Regions from separate parts of the Homo sapiens genome. Here region 1 is linked to region 2. Evidence: read pairs that join two places in POLR2A ChIA-PET (ENCODE). Cell type or tissue: B cell. All regions are shown on one strand. Links, peaks and the distances in the headings refer to the core of each region. The heading gives the core; the rest is flanking DNA.

Region 1 (7,460 bases), core at 750-5,749, 200 kb after region 2:
CCAACATGGTGAAACCCCGTCTCTACTAAAAATACAAAAATTATCCGGGTATGGTGGCAGGTGCCTGTAATCCCAGTTACTCTGGAGGCTTAGGCAGGAGAATGGTTTGACCCCGGGAGGTGGAGGTTGCAGTGAGCTGAGATTGCACCACTGCACTCCAGCCTGGGCAACAAGAGCAAAATCTGCCTCGAAAAAAAAGAAAAAAAAAGAAAAGAAAAAAAGAAAAAGAAGGCAATTATACCAGACTTGTATATGTATCATCTCTCTTCCCCAAAGTTTTACCTCACTTACCATTTGAAGACAGGAATGGGCAAATGAGGAAAGAAACTAATGTAGGGACAATTAAGTGGGGATATGGTGGTAGAGTGAGATTATGTGATCTGCTTCTAGGAGGCTTGGAAACAATAAGTGCCAACTTTATAAAAGGTGCTTTCATATGTTTACATACACTATTCATACTTATTAGCAAAGTCAAAAGCAAAATCTCTTTTCAATAGATTAAACACACAAATACTTCATGAACTTGAGCCAATTTGTGTGAGTACTGGTTGGGAGCATTTGGGTCCAAAAAGGGCCTAGTTTTATCATTTACTCCCCTTGCAGGCAAAAAATCTTGAAAGGCTTCCATGTCCTACAAAATAAATGCAACATGGTTAAATGGAAAGACTGCTGGGCTCAAGAGTAGAAATCAAATCCTGGTTTCATACCCTACGGGCTAAACATAAACTTAAGCAAATTATTGGACATGCCTGAATATCACTTTCTTAACCTGGAAAATGGTAATAGCGCTACCTACCTTACAGGATAGTTGAGAATATTACATGACATAGGGGAAAGAACCTATTGTTTCAAGATGGGTTAACCTGAGTTTGAATTTGAATCCTGAGCCTAATTTTCCTTAGCATTCTGTAATTCTGTACCAACCAACCCCAACTTTATCTTCTACTTCCCTGCTTTCAGACTCATCCAAAGCCTGGAAACGACAGTAGGGATCTTCAAGAACCGTAACATGGAGCTTGATGGGCCTTGAGTAGGACTTAAAAAACAGCACACATCATCACAACAAGATTCCATTGTGGAACCCTAAAGCTGGCTGCTGACACACTCAGCATCACTCCTCACCCCATCCAGTAAAATGGTCTATGGGATATATCCCATGTACCTTTCTCTCACTTAGACTACAAGCTTCTGGAAGATAAAGAACATATCCAATAGAGAGACTAATAAAAATCATGAAAACATAAATGGCAATACAAGAGGCATTACAAGGCACTCTGTGATTCTGCACCAGAAAAGCTATATCCCTTCAGGTGTGCTGCAACACATTAGCAACAAATTAGCTGCTAACAAATTAGCAACTGTTAAGTGTCTGTTAAATAAACTACTTACGTTTTCATATTGCTGCCATCTTCCCAGTTAAAGATGGCAGTGGGAGGGGAGAGAAGAGAAGGGTGGCTAATGGCTACCTGAAGGTGCCTTAAGTTCTGTGGCTCTAATTCTCCTCAAAATTGCCCTTACGGAGCTCAATCAATACTATAACCAATGAACTTGAGATTAACTAAACTCAAGAAAACAAAACTGAAGGTATAGGAGGGAGGGGGAATGTTCAATTTTCGGTTGAGGTTTCAGATGCCATTCTTTCCACAAACCTAACTGAATGCCTACAATGTACATATACTCTGCTAAGAGCTGGGGATTTGAAGAGAATTGTTCATTTTCTTTCTTTTTTTTTTTTGAGATGGAGTTTCGCTCTTGTTGCCCAGGCTGGAGTGCAATGGCGTGATCTCGGCTCACCGCAACCTCCACCTCCTGGGTTCAAGCGATTCTCCTGCCTCAGCCTCCCGAGTAGCTGGGATTACAGGCATGCACCACCATGCTGGCTAATTTTGCATTTTTAGTAGAGAGGGGGTTTCTCCATGTTGGTCAGGCTGGTCTTGAACTCCTGACCTCAGGTGATCTGCCCGCCTCGGCCTCCCAAAGTGCTGGGATTTACAGGCGTGAGCCACCGCGCCTGGCCGGATTGTTCATTTTCAAGGAGTTGAATGTCTCCTAGAGATAGAAATATGAAAATAAGGACCATAAAATCGTTTTATATATTACAATAGACACACAGAACAGGCACAGGAAGAGAACTGGACAATAAACTCACAACACACACACAAAACCCAATCAAAATAATATGGGTCTCTCTTGGGTATTTTAAGCAATTTTTTAAAAAGTACCCTGAGGAATAATGCTTATTACACACCTACCAAGTGCCAGACACTAACAAATACCCTACTATTTTATGTCCCTATCAAGGAGAACAAGTATTCTATTAATCCCTACACTGTCCTATGAGTTACAGCACACTTCTCTCTCAACAGAGGAGGAAACAGACTCAGAGAGATGTAGTCATTTGTTCAAGGTGACAAAACTATCATCTGTAAGTGCTGAGGTCTGTCTGACTCTTCATGGTTGACAGTACCACATCTATCAATAGTTTTCAGGGCGTGGTCCAGGGGCCAGTCCCTCTGTTCTCTCAGGAGCATAGAGTGGAGTTTTCCAGAGGTTATAGGACATGTGGTTATCACAACAGACTGAATGCAAAAACATATGAGAACACAGCTGTATTCTGTTAGAGCAGACATTAAAACATTGTACTAAAAAACAAAGAATGTCATTCTTACTTAATTTACTTATTTTGAGACAGAGTCTTACTCTCTCACCCAGGATGAAGTGCAATGGCACGATCCTGGCTCGCTGCAACCTCCGCCTCCTGGGTTCAAGCGATTCTCTTGCCTCAGCCTCCCGAGTAGGTGGGACTACAGGCGCTCGCCACCACGTCTAGCTAATTTTTGTTTTTTTTAGTAGAGATGGGGTTTGGCCATATTGGCCAGGCTGGTCTCGAACTCCTGACCTCAAGTGATCCACCTGCCTTGGCCTCCCAAAGTGCTGGGACTACAGGCGTGAGCCACCACGCCCGGCTATTCATTTATTTTTTAAGACAAAGTTTCACCATGTTAGCCAGGCTGGTTTCGAACTCCTGAGCTCAAGTGATCCACCTGCCTCGACCTTCCAAAGTTCTGGGATTACAGGAGTGAGCCACCACACCCAGTCCATTCTTACTAAAATGTTTTGTTTTAAAAACTATTATTATTCGGCCGAGTGCTGTGGCTCATGCCTGTAACCCCAGGCCGAGGCAGGCCGATCACCTGAGGTCAGCAGTTTGAGACCAGCCTGGCCAACATGGTGAAACTCTGCCTCCACTAAAAATGAAAAATTAGCTGGGTATGGTGGCAGGCGCCTGTAGTCCCAGCTATTCAGGAGGCTGAAGCAGGAGAATTGCTTGAACCTGGAAGGCAGAGGTTGCAGTGAGCCAAGATGGTGCTACTGCACCGACAGTGAGACTCCGTCTCAAAACAAACAAACAAACAAAAAAACCCAAAAAACTACTGTTATTCATAAAAAGTATTATTGTTTACTACTTTAAAATAAATCAATAAATATTTTTAAATGTCTCACTGAGTTTTAATTTCGAATCTGGTAAATATCAAAGGATATAACTCACATAAACAAAATGTCTTTGAAGTCCTAAATAAGTTTTAAGAGTATAAAGGGGTCCTGAGTCCAAAAAGTTGAGGAGTGACTGTAAAGACCCTAAAGAGATGCGGTATAGTAAGCCTAGGGGTTAGGGTGATGCTCCCCCATGACCCCAAGATCTCTATCCTTAAGGTCATTTAGCTTGAGCACTGCCAAAAGTGAAAGTCTTAAACTTCTGCCAATTAAATCTAGAGCTCTAATTTTAATTTTGACATTGCTCCCCCTCAGCCCTGAACTGAGCCATTAAAAACAGATTTGAGTACGGCAGCCCCCACACATAGCTTGTTCTAATTAGGCTATCAGACCCACAAGTTCAATCTTTTAAGGCCTCAACATCTTCAAATTAAATGCCAGCTCCTGCAGACCAGATGCCCCTCAGCCTACTTAACAGAGAAACACACAGCCTACCTGATGAAAACAACAGCTTTCTTCTGTCTCAAGGGCAGCTGGTGCTCCATGCTGCACACAGCTTGGAAAGATAGCTGTGTTCTCTTTCTTCCCATCGCCTAGGTTAGCAATAAAGCACACACTATGCTATAGCTGGGGAATGCCTCCAATCTAGCTCAATACCAAGACTTCCAGTTATAAGAGGTGTGCCAGAAGCAATTCTGACTTGCTGCAACTTGCAGGAGCTAGATGTGCAGACTGCAGTAGCACTGCAGTCTGAGACTGACAAGCGGGAACTACTCTAGAATAAAGACACTAATGTATTTATTTGTGTATGATTATTATTAATACATGGTATCTATGATGAGCCTGATGTAGTTTGGATGTTGTATTTAGCACTTATGCTCTTAAAATTTTCCCCATACTCACACTGTAAGTTAAATTTGCAACTGGAATAGGTCTAGAAGGGCAGTGGGGAGATGGAGGGAGAGGTTTCTCTAGTCAGAAGCACAGCTGCAGAACAAGATGTGGCTCAATGGGAGAGGCTGGTGGTTACCATGACATTCGCTGGAAGAGGAATGGAACTGGGATCAGATTGCCACAAGGGAGGCCCTCTGCAGTCCCTCCCTTTGAACAAGAAGTTGTAGTAGGCAATTAAGAGGAGACCAGAGTGAAAAGAGATCTAGTCTGTTAATTCCTTCCACTTTGCAGCTTCAATTAACATTTGCTGGGTTTTTTTTTTTTAGAGTCAAGCTCTGTGCTGGGACTTGTGTATATAAAAATGAGTAAAATATGCTTCCTACCCCGGTGGAGTTCACAGTCTTGGTGGAGTTCACAATCTATCTCAAAAAACTTGTTAATAACGTTATGACAAAGCACAATAGGGTTATGTTAAGTTATATAACTGGACTATGAGAGCAATGGGAAGGTTGGGGAATATCTGAGAAAAGGTGATGCCTGAATAAAAGAGGATTTAAGAAAACAGTCTGGAAAAAGGCAACATGAGCAAACATTTAGGCGTGGTGCTCTGGAGAACAGCCCCAGAAGTCTAGGGTGGAGTTTAAGCTACAAGACATTCCATGTTGTCTTGTATCATATATACATATATATATATAAAACACACACACACACACGTATTTATATATATATACACATATACATATATACACACACATATATACACATATACATACATATGTATACACACACACATACATATATATATATATATATATATATATATATACACACACACACTTTTTTTTTTTTTTTTTTTTTTTTGAGACGGAGTCTTGCTCAGTTACCCAGGCTGGAGTGCAGTGGCATGATCTGGGCTCACTGCAAGCTCCGCCTCCTGGGGTCACGCCATTCTCCTGCCTCAACCTCCCAAGCAGCTGGGACTACAGGTGCCCACCACCACGCCCAGCTATTTTTTTTTTTTTGTATTTTTAGTAGAGACGGGGTTTCACCGTGTTAGCCAGGATAGTCTCAATCTCCTGACCTTGTGATCCGCCCGTCTCAGCCTCTCATAGTGCTGGGATTACACTTGTATCCTATATTTTATGGGCAAGGGACTAGGACTATTCCAAAGGTATCCATAAGTGAATATCCAATTTGGAATTTCAAAACCTAAAAGTTTAATAGATAAAAGTATTTAGAGTCTACTTAAGTCCTTTTAAATCTGGAATTCAGAAGGCTTTGTAATTAAAAAAACCCTGAAAACCTAATTACATGAAGTCAAGATGTTAAAATACAGAAAAAGTTAATTTTGTTCATTTAAAAATATTATTTATTCGGCTGGGCGCGGTGGCTCACGCCTATAATGCCAGCACTTTGGGAGGCTGAGGCAGGCTGATCACTTCAGGTCAGGTCAGACGCTCGAGACCAGCCTGGCCAGCATGATGAAACCCTGTCTCCACTAAAAATACAAAAATTAGCCGGGTGTGGTGGTGCACGCCTGTAATCCCAGCTACTCAGGAGGCTGAGGCAGGAGAATCGCTTGAACGTGGGAGTCAGAGCTTGCAGTGAGTCGAGATCATGCCATTGCACTCCAGCCAAGGTGACAGAGCGAGACTCCGTCTCAAAAAAAAAAAAAAAAAAAGTATTCCTTTTCTTTCCACATTTCTTTAGAGAAACAGGGTAAGGGCTAAAGAAGAGTACAACTGAAATATGTAACCAGATTCAGAACCCCTGCAACACAAAGAGAGATTAACAGTTACTGAACCTTGTGGTACACACATTGAGGAGCGCATAGTTCCTGCTCTAGCACAGGGGTTGGCAAACCTTTCCTTTTCTCTATAGGGCCAAATCTGCCACTGTAGCACAGCATACATAACATGTAAATGAATGGGGGTGACCTTATTTGGCTCACAGGCCTTAGTTTGTGACCCCTGATTTAGAGAATTGATGATAAGAATAGCATGGGATCCTGTAATAAGACAACCTAACCTGGTTTTGAGGAAGTGACTTTAAACAAAGACCTTAAGAGTAAGGAGGAATTAGTTCAGCAGAGGAGCTGGCTTCTTTGGAGATGGTTTGGGGAGTGATGTCAGAGACGTGTGCTTCTAGCACAACACGTGTACTGTGGCAGGTACAGAGAAGGCCCAGGAGAGGAAGAATGGTTCATAAGGGTTGGAGAAGTCATAAGGATCTAGGCACTGGGAAGCCATTGCAGGGTTTTAAATGTAGAACTGAACTTAATCTACTTGCTAATCCAACAAAAACTTATTATTTTCTGAGATGGGGTCCTGCTCTGTCACCCAGACTGGAGTGCAGTGGTGTGATTACATCTCACTGCAGCCTCCACCTCCTGGGCTCAAGCCATAATCTCACCTCAGCCTCCCAGGTAGCTAGGACAAATACATATACATATACATATACGTTTTTTTGAGACAGAGTCTCGCTCCATTGCCCAGGCTTGGAGTGTAGTGGCACGATCTCAGCTCACTGCAACCTCCGCCTCCCAGGTTCAAGCAATTCTCCTGCCTCAGCCTCCCAAGTAGCTGGGATTACAGGCACCCACCACCACGTCCAGCTAATTTTTTCTTTGTATCTTTAACAGAGACGGGGTTTCACCATGTTGGCCAGCCTGGGCTCGAGCTCCTGACCTCAGGTGATCCGCCTGCCTCAGCCTCCCAAAGTGTTGGGATTATAGGCGTGAACCACCATGCCTGGCATAAATATGTATTTAATGAGTGCCTACCACATGCCAGGCACGTACAAGACTAGGTCCATGCCCCTAGGATGCCCGTATTCTGGTGCAGGAGACATATTGGCAACAAATAAAATAAACCTTGCTCTAAAAGCGAAGAAGGAAATGCATATTCTCATCTCATCTAAAGTGAGTTTACTTAGGCTGAGATGTCAATAGGTAGGATATGACCTGTAGAAGTAGGAGGAGAGGTTCCAGTAGAGAAAGTGGGCAAGAACATGGTATATAATAGGTGATGTCCTGAGGCTGATGGCACTAGAGCATGGTGAAGGCAGCAGCC
Region 2 (7,722 bases), core at 1,507-6,506:
TACATATGGGTACAAGAATACTCACAGCAGCATTATGAATAATGGCCCCCAAATTCAAACAACTCAAATGTTCATCAATGGTAGAATGAAAAATGTGTATCATATTCATGAAATTGAATACTATGCAGTAATAAAAACAAATGAACTACTGCTACATGCAAATACTTGAATAAATCTTGCAAACGTAATGTTGAGTGAAAGAAGCCAGACATGGGCTGGGTGCGGTGGTTCACACCTGTAATCCCAGCACTTTGAGAGGATGAGGTGGGCAGATTGCAGATTGCTTGAGTGTGTGGCAAAACCCTGTCTCCACAAAAGATACAAAAAAAAAAAATTAACTGGGCATGGTGGTTTGCACCTATAGTCCCAGCTACTCGGGAGGCTGGGGTGGGAGGATTGCTTCAGCCCGGGACGTTGAGTTGAGGCTGCAGTGAGTCAAGATTGCACCATTGCACTCCAGCCTGGGAGACACAGTGAGACCCTGTCCCAAAAATAATAATAGACGGGTATGGTGGCTCACGCCTGTAATCCCAGCACTTTGGGAGGCTGAGGCGGGTGGACTGCCTGAGGTCAGGAGTTCGAGACCAGCCAGGCCAACATATAGTGAAACCCCGTCTCTACTAAAAATACAAAAATTACCTGGGCGTGGTGGCGCACATCTGTAGTCCCAGCTACTTGGGAAACTGAGGCAGGAGAATTGCTTGAACCCGGGAGGCAAAGGTTGCAGTGAGCTGAGATCACACCATTGCACTCCAGCCTGGGCAACAGAGCGAGACTCCATCTCAAAAAATAATAATAATAATAATATAGATTGTATCATTCCATATAAAGTCCAAAAAGCAGGCAAAGCTAATCTATGACATTAGATCAGCTAAAGGTCACCTTTGGGGAAGAAGAGACAGAAATAGAGGGCACAGGAGCCCCCTGAGAATGTCCTGTTTCTTGACCTGGATGGTGATTACATGGGTGTGTTCACTTTGTGATAATTCACTTATGAGTCATGCACTTTTTGAATATATGTTCTACTTCAGCAAAAAGTTAATTAAGAAAATAAATTGCGGGCAAGCCGCTAGGTCCCCTTCCACACTGTGGAAGCTTTGTTCTTTCACTCTGCAATAAATCTTGCTGCTGCTCACTCTTTGGGTCCGCACTGCCTTTATGAGCTGTAACAATCACTGCGAAGGTCTGCAGCTTCACTCCTGAGGCCAGCAAGACCACGAACCCACCGGGAGGAATGAACAACTCCGGACGGGAGGAACCAATAACTCCAGACGTGCCGCCCTAAGAGCTGTAACACTTACTGCGAAGGTCTGCAGCTTCACTCTTGAAGCCAGCCAGACCATGAACCCACCAGAAGGAAGAAACTCCGAACACGTCCAAACATCAGAAGGAACAAACTCCGGACACACCATCTTTAAGAACTGTAACACTCACTGCGAGGGTCTGCAGCTTCATTCTTGAAGTCAATGAGACCAAGAACCCACCAATTCTGGACACACCATGTTCATGCCACTGCATTTTGCCCTGGGTGACTGCATTTTGCCCTGGGTGACAGAGCAAGACCCTGTCTCAAAAAACAAAACAAAAAAAATTGTGATTAATACATAGAAAATAGGGAATTGAGTGGTTGCTTTTAAATTGGAAGTATAACTTACATAGCGAAAGGGGTACAAATCTTGTGAATTTTACATATAATAAAATTTCATAAATGCATATACCTTTCTAACCAGCGTGAAGATCAAAATCTGGAACATGTCCAAAAAAAGAAAATAAATTGCCTCCAAGATCTTCGTCCCATCTGGAAGAACGGAAGAACGGAGTTGTTATTTACTGAAATGGGAAAAACATTTGAGGGAGCAGACTTTTTTTTTTTCAAGATAGAGAGATAGTCTCTCTCTGTCGCCTAGGCTGGAATGCAGTGGCACCATCACGACTTACTGCAGCTTTGACTTCCCTAAGCTCAAGTGAACCTCCTACCTCAGCCTCCTGAGTAGCTGGGACTACAGACATGCACCACCATACCTGGCTAATTTTTGTTTGTTTGTTTGTTTTTTGAGATGGAGTCCCGCTCTGCTGGGCTGGAGTGCAGTGGCACTATCTCGGCTCACTGCAACCTCCACCTCCCAGGTTCAAGCGATTCTTCTGCCTCAGCCTCCCAAGTAGCTGAGACTACAATTGCATACCACCGCCTGGCTAATTTTTGTATTTTTAGTAGAGATGGGGTTTCACCATGTTGCCCAGGCTGGTCTCGAACTCCTGAGGCTCAAGCAATCCACCTGCCTCAGCCTCCCAAAGTGCTGGGATTACAGGCATGAGCCACCATGCCTGGCCCACTACTGGTCTTTTCACTGCTTCCTGTTGACCTTCAGGAAAAGGAGGCCTGAGTGGCTGCAATGAGACCCAACTAGGAGATGGTCCAGGTTGGCCTTAGTGTCAGGGACACTGACTTCAGCAAGAAGATGAGAGGGGCCTTGCTGAAAGAGATCTGAAGGGTGCTGGAGAGGAGGAAGGGGCAATGATGTGGGGGTAGGGAGTGAGGAGGGGATGCCTCAGCACCTGTACTAATGCCAGTGGACCCCTGGAATGGAGAAAGCCAGGCCTCTGTCCCCAGAGCCTGGAACCAGCCTCAGGAAGAGAGAGTGGAGAGTATAGAGCATTCTGCCTGAGCCTTCAGAGGCCTGCTAAGGCCCTGTTTACCATGAACTTCCATGAACCCAGGAAGGAAAGGGCTTAGTATATAGAATGGGCACCTGGAGTGTGCAGGTGATGCTGTTTCCTACCCTGTTGTGCTCATGACCCCACCAGCCTTAGGAATTCGATATAGAGGGTACCAGGCCTGCCCATCTTCCCTGCTGTGCCCAGTCCCTAGGCCTGAAGGCCCAGCACAGAGGGGGTTAAGGGCTCAGGAACGCTTGCCTCTGGGTGGGTGGGAACTGTCAGCAAGGAGCCTTGTCTGTCTTGATAATCCAGGCTGCCTATCTTTTCCACAGCAGCTGTGAAGCAAACAGGTTGTCCTGGCAGGGAGGGAGGAATGTAAAGGCCTGGCTGATGGCGGGAAGGATTTGAGGCAGTAGGGACACTCAGGCTCCACTCAACAGCCACCTTTAGAACTGTACCTGGCTGGGCGCAGTGGCTCACGCCTGTAATCCCAGCACTTTGGGAGGCCGAGGCAGGCGGATCACGAGGTCAGGAGATCAAGACCATCCTGGCTAACACGGTGAAACCCCATCTCTACTAAAAATACAAAAATTAGCCGGGCGTGGTGTCGGGCACCTGTAGTTCCAGCTACTCGGGAGGCTGAGGCAGGAGAATGGTGTGAACCTGGGAAGTGGAGCTTGCAGTGAGCCGAGATCACACCACTACACTCCAGCCTGGGGGACAAAGCCAGACTCCGTCTCAAAAAAAAAAAAAAAAGAAAGAAAAAAAAAAGAAAGAACTGTACCAGGAGACTGGAAAGGTCATGGCCCAAGTCTGGACTTGAGAGTCCCCACTGACCCAGAGAATAGGAACTGGAAGCTGATGAATAGAGTTAGGGAGGTGTTGAGAGGAAAATTTCCATTTCTGACTCAGTATGTGTCTCAACAGGGGTGCAAGGGGGACACTATCACGTGTACGTGCACGGGTATGAGTGAGCACGAGCGCCCACAGGTGTATGCCCCGTTGGAGAGAGTAAACAGGGAAAGCCCACTGCAAAGCCAGGAAGGAAGGAGCTTGGCATCTGTTGAGCTCCTGTTGTTCATGTGCCAGGCTCTAGGTTAGAACTATCCACCTTCACTGTCTCATTTCATCTTCACCAGCATGGAAAAGAAAGCATTTGAACCCCTTTTTTTTGAGACAGAATCTTGCTCTGTCGCCCAGGCTGGAGTGCAGTGGCACGATCTCGGCTCACTGCAACCTCCGCCTCCCCGGTTTCAAGCAATTCTCCTGCCTCAGCCTCCTCAGTAGCTGGGATTACAGGCCTGTGCCAACAAGCCCAGCTAATTTTTGTATTTTTAGTAGAGATGGAGTTTCACCATGTTGGTCAGGCTGGTCTCGAACTCCTGACCTCGTGATCTGCCCGCCTCAAGCTCCCAAAGTGCTGGGATTATAGGTGTGAACCACCGCGCTCGGCCTTTTTTTTTTTTTTTTTTGAAACAGAGTCTCACTCTGTCACCCAGCCTGGAGTGTAATGGCACTATCTCGGCTCACTGCAACTTCTGCCTCCTAGGTTCAAGAGATTCTCCTCCCTCAGCCTCTCGAGTAGCTGGGATTACAGGCGCCTACCACCACGCGTGGCTAATTTTTGTATTTTTAGTAGAGACAGGGTTTCGCCATGTCGTCCAGGCTGGTCTCAAACTCCTGACCTCAAGGGATCCGCCCACCACGGCCTTCAAACTGCTGGGATTACAGGCATGAGCCACTGAACCTGGCCTGAACCCCATTTTACTGTTGAGGAAGCCAAGACTCTAAGATCAGGTGCAGGGGCCAGAATCACTCAGCGGTAGTGTGGTGGAGCCCGGACTCTGACAAGTCAGTCAGAAGCTGTGCTTATTTCCTGCTAGCTCTCAGTACTCCTAGACAGGAAGCAAGAACCCTAATGTACAACCCCTGAACTGTGAAGGCGAAAGCTCTGGTTCAAGCCAAACATGGGCCTGTGATTTCAGGACAAGTGAGCTTCATGAGAAGGCTTGGCTCATAAACTGCAGGAGGTCAGAGAAAGGAGAGGGGATTGTTGCTGGATTGCAGCTGCCCAAGAGCAGTGTGTGGAAGAGGCTAAACAAGGGATTAGATGACTAGGCATGGTGGCTCATGCCTGTAATCCCAGAACTTTTAAGGGCTGAGGTGGGAGGTTTGCTTGAGGCCAGGAGTTTGAGATCAGGCTGGGTTGCACAGTGAGAACCCCCATCTCTATTTTTTTTTTTTGGTCACTGTTGTCAGCCTGGGTTGGAGTGCAGTGGCGTGATCTCGGCTCACTGCAACCTCCGCCTCCCAGGTTCCAGCAATTCTCCTGTCTCAGCCTCCCGAGTAGCTGAGATTACAGGCGCCTGCCACCATGCCCAGCTAATTTTTCTATTTTTGGTAGAGACACGGTTTCACCACGTTGGCCAAGCTGGTCTTGAACTCCTGACCTCAAGTGATTTGCCTGCTTCGGCCTCCCAAAGTGCTAGGATTATAGGCGTATGCCACTGTGCCTGGCCTCTATCTCTATTTAAAAAAAAAAATTTTTTTTTCTGAGATGGAGTTTTGCTCTCGTTGCCCAGGCTAGAGTGCAGTGGTCCAGCCTTGGCTCACTGCAACCTCCACCTTCTGGTTTGAAGAGATTCTCCTGCCTCAGCCTCCCAAGTAGCTGGGATTACAGGTGCCCACCACCATGCCCAGCTAATTTTTTTGTATTTTTAGTAGAGACGGGGTTTCACCGCATTGGTCAGGATAGTCTCGAACTGCTGACCTCGTGATCCACCCACCTTGGCCTCCCAAAGTACTGGGATTACAGGCCTGAGCCACTGCGCCTGGCCCTAAAAAAATTTTTTTAAGACAGGGTCTCACTCTGTCACCCAGGCTGAAGTGCAGTGGTGCGATCACGGCTCACTGCAGCTTCAACCTCCCAGGCTCAAGCGATCCTCCCACCTTAGCCTTCTGAGTAGCTGGAACTACAGGTACATGCCACCACACCAGGCTAATTTTTGTATTTTATGTAGAGATGGATTTTGTCATGTTGCCTAGGCTGGTCTCCAACTCCTGGCCTCAAGCAATCCACTCGCCTCAGCCTCCCAAAGAGCTGGGATTATAGGCATGAACCACCACACCAGGCTTCTACAAAAATTTTGTTTTAAAATTACCTGGAGCCGGGCGCGGTGGCTGACGCCCGTAATCCCAGCACTTTGGGAGGCCGAAGTGGGCAGATCATGAGGTCAAGAGATAGAGATCATCCTGCCCAACATGGTAAAACCCCATCTCTACTAAAAACACAAAAATTAGGGCCGGGAACAGTGGCTCACGCCTGTAATCCCAGCACTTTGGGAGGCCGAGGTGGGTGGATCACCTGAAGTCGAGAGCTCAAGACCAGCCTGACCAACATGGAGAAACCCCGACTGTACTAAAAATACAAAATTAGCTGGGCGTGGTGGCACGTGCGGATAATCCCAGCTACTCTGGAGGCTGAGGCAGGAGAATCACTTGGACATGGGAGGAGGAGGTTGTGGTGAGCCAAGATCGTGCCACTGCACTCCAGCCTGGGTGACAAGAGCGAAACTCCGTCTCAAAAAAAAATAATAAATACAAATACAAAAATTAGCTGGGTGTGGTGGCACACGCCTATAGTTACAGCTACTTGGGAGGCTGAGGCAGGAGAATAGCTTGAACCCAGGACACAGAGGTTGCAGTGAGCCCAAATCACGCCACTGCACTCCAGCCTGGCTACAGAGCGAGACTCGGTCTTAAAATATATATATATATTACCTGTACCTGGAGCCAGGCCAGGCGTGGTGGCTCATGCCTGTAATCCCAGCACTTTGGGAGGCCAAGGCGGGTGTATCACGAGGTCTGGAGTTCAAGACCAGCCTGGACAAGATGGTGAAACCCCATCTCTACTAAAAATACAAAAATTAGCCAGGCGTGGTGGCGGACACCTGTAATCCCAGCTGCTCAGGAGGCTGAGACAGAGAATTGCTTGAACCCGGAAGATGGAGGTTGCAGTGAGCCGAGATTGCACCACTGCACTCCAGCCTGTGGAACAGAGCAAGACACCCTCTCAAAAAAAAAAAAAAAAAAATACGTGGAGCCGGGTGCTCACGTACAGGCTCATGCCTGTAATCCCAGTACTTTGGGAGGCCAAGGTAGGCAGATCACTGGAGGTCAGAAATTTGAGACCAGCCTGGCCAACATGGTGAAACCCCGTTTCTACTAAAAATACAAAAAATAATTAGCCAGGAGTGGTGCATGCCTGTAATCCCAGCTACTCGGGAGCTGAGGCAGGAGAATCTCTTGAACCCAGAGGCAGAGGCTGCATTAAGCCAAGACTGTGCCACTGCATTTCAGCCTGGGCGACAGAGCGAGAAAACAAATTTTTTCCTGGGTGTGGTGGTATGGGCCTGCAGTCCCAGCTACTTGGGGGACTGAGGCAGGAGGATTCCTTGAGTCCAGGAATTCAAGGTTGCAACGTGCTGTGATTGTACCACTGCACTCCAGTCTCTGGAAAAAAAAAAAAAAAAGAGGTCCGATAGATGAGTGGAGTCTGCCTGCATAAGTAGAAACACAGAAGGAATCCTTGCATCATTCAGGGGCTTTCTTACACGATTTCACTGAATCTTGTTTGTTTGTTTGCTGTTGTTTTGAGATGGAGTTTCACTCTGTCGCCCTGGCTGGAGTACAGCGACGCAATCTCAGCTCAATGCAGCCTCCGCCTCCCAGGTTCAAGTGATTCTCCTGCCTCAGCCTCTTGAGTAGCTGGGATTACAGGTGCCTGCCAGCACACCCAGCGACCTTTTTTTGTATTTTTAGTAGAGGCAGGGTTTTGCCACGTTGAACAGGCTGGTCTCCAACTCCTAACTTCAAGTGATCCACCCACCTTGGCCTCCCAAAGTACTAAGATTACAAGTGTGAGCCACCGTGCCCAGCTAGATTTTACTGAATCTTCTGAAGGATCTTGTGAGGCAGGTATTATTCTCATCCCTATAATAGATAAGGAGGCTCAGAATCACATTACTGGTAACTGGCAGAACTTAGGTTTGATTCCATTGAAAC

The links. ChIA-PET counts read pairs that join two places held together with the same protein. Peaks named below come from ENCODE experiments on the same cell type or tissue, not always from the same donor. Only the 100,000 strongest peaks of a DNase experiment are listed, where the experiment ranks them.
Region 1: POLR2A ChIA-PET joins it to region 2 with 5 read pairs; 2 of 35 experiments call an interaction of 5 or more read pairs at or near these places.

The regions. Positions count from the first base shown.
Region 1 is chr17:28,665,161-28,672,620 of GRCh38, reverse strand. All of the region lies in intron 1 of SUPT6H (SPT6 homolog, histone chaperone and transcription elongation factor), which reads right to left. Among named protein-coding and RNA genes, the nearest start is that of SUPT6H, 6.7 kb to the right of the region's middle. In B cell, for the core only: no CTCF peak of the experiment used is centred there; no DNase peak of the experiment used is centred there.
Region 2 is chr17:28,868,171-28,875,892 of GRCh38, reverse strand. No RefSeq gene overlaps it. Among named protein-coding and RNA genes, the nearest start is that of MIR4732, 10 kb to the right of the region's middle. RefSeq lists an enhancer at 4,257-4,326. In B cell, for the core only: no CTCF peak of the experiment used is centred there; a DNase peak (open chromatin) is centred at 4,512; H3K27ac peaks cover 1,618 bases.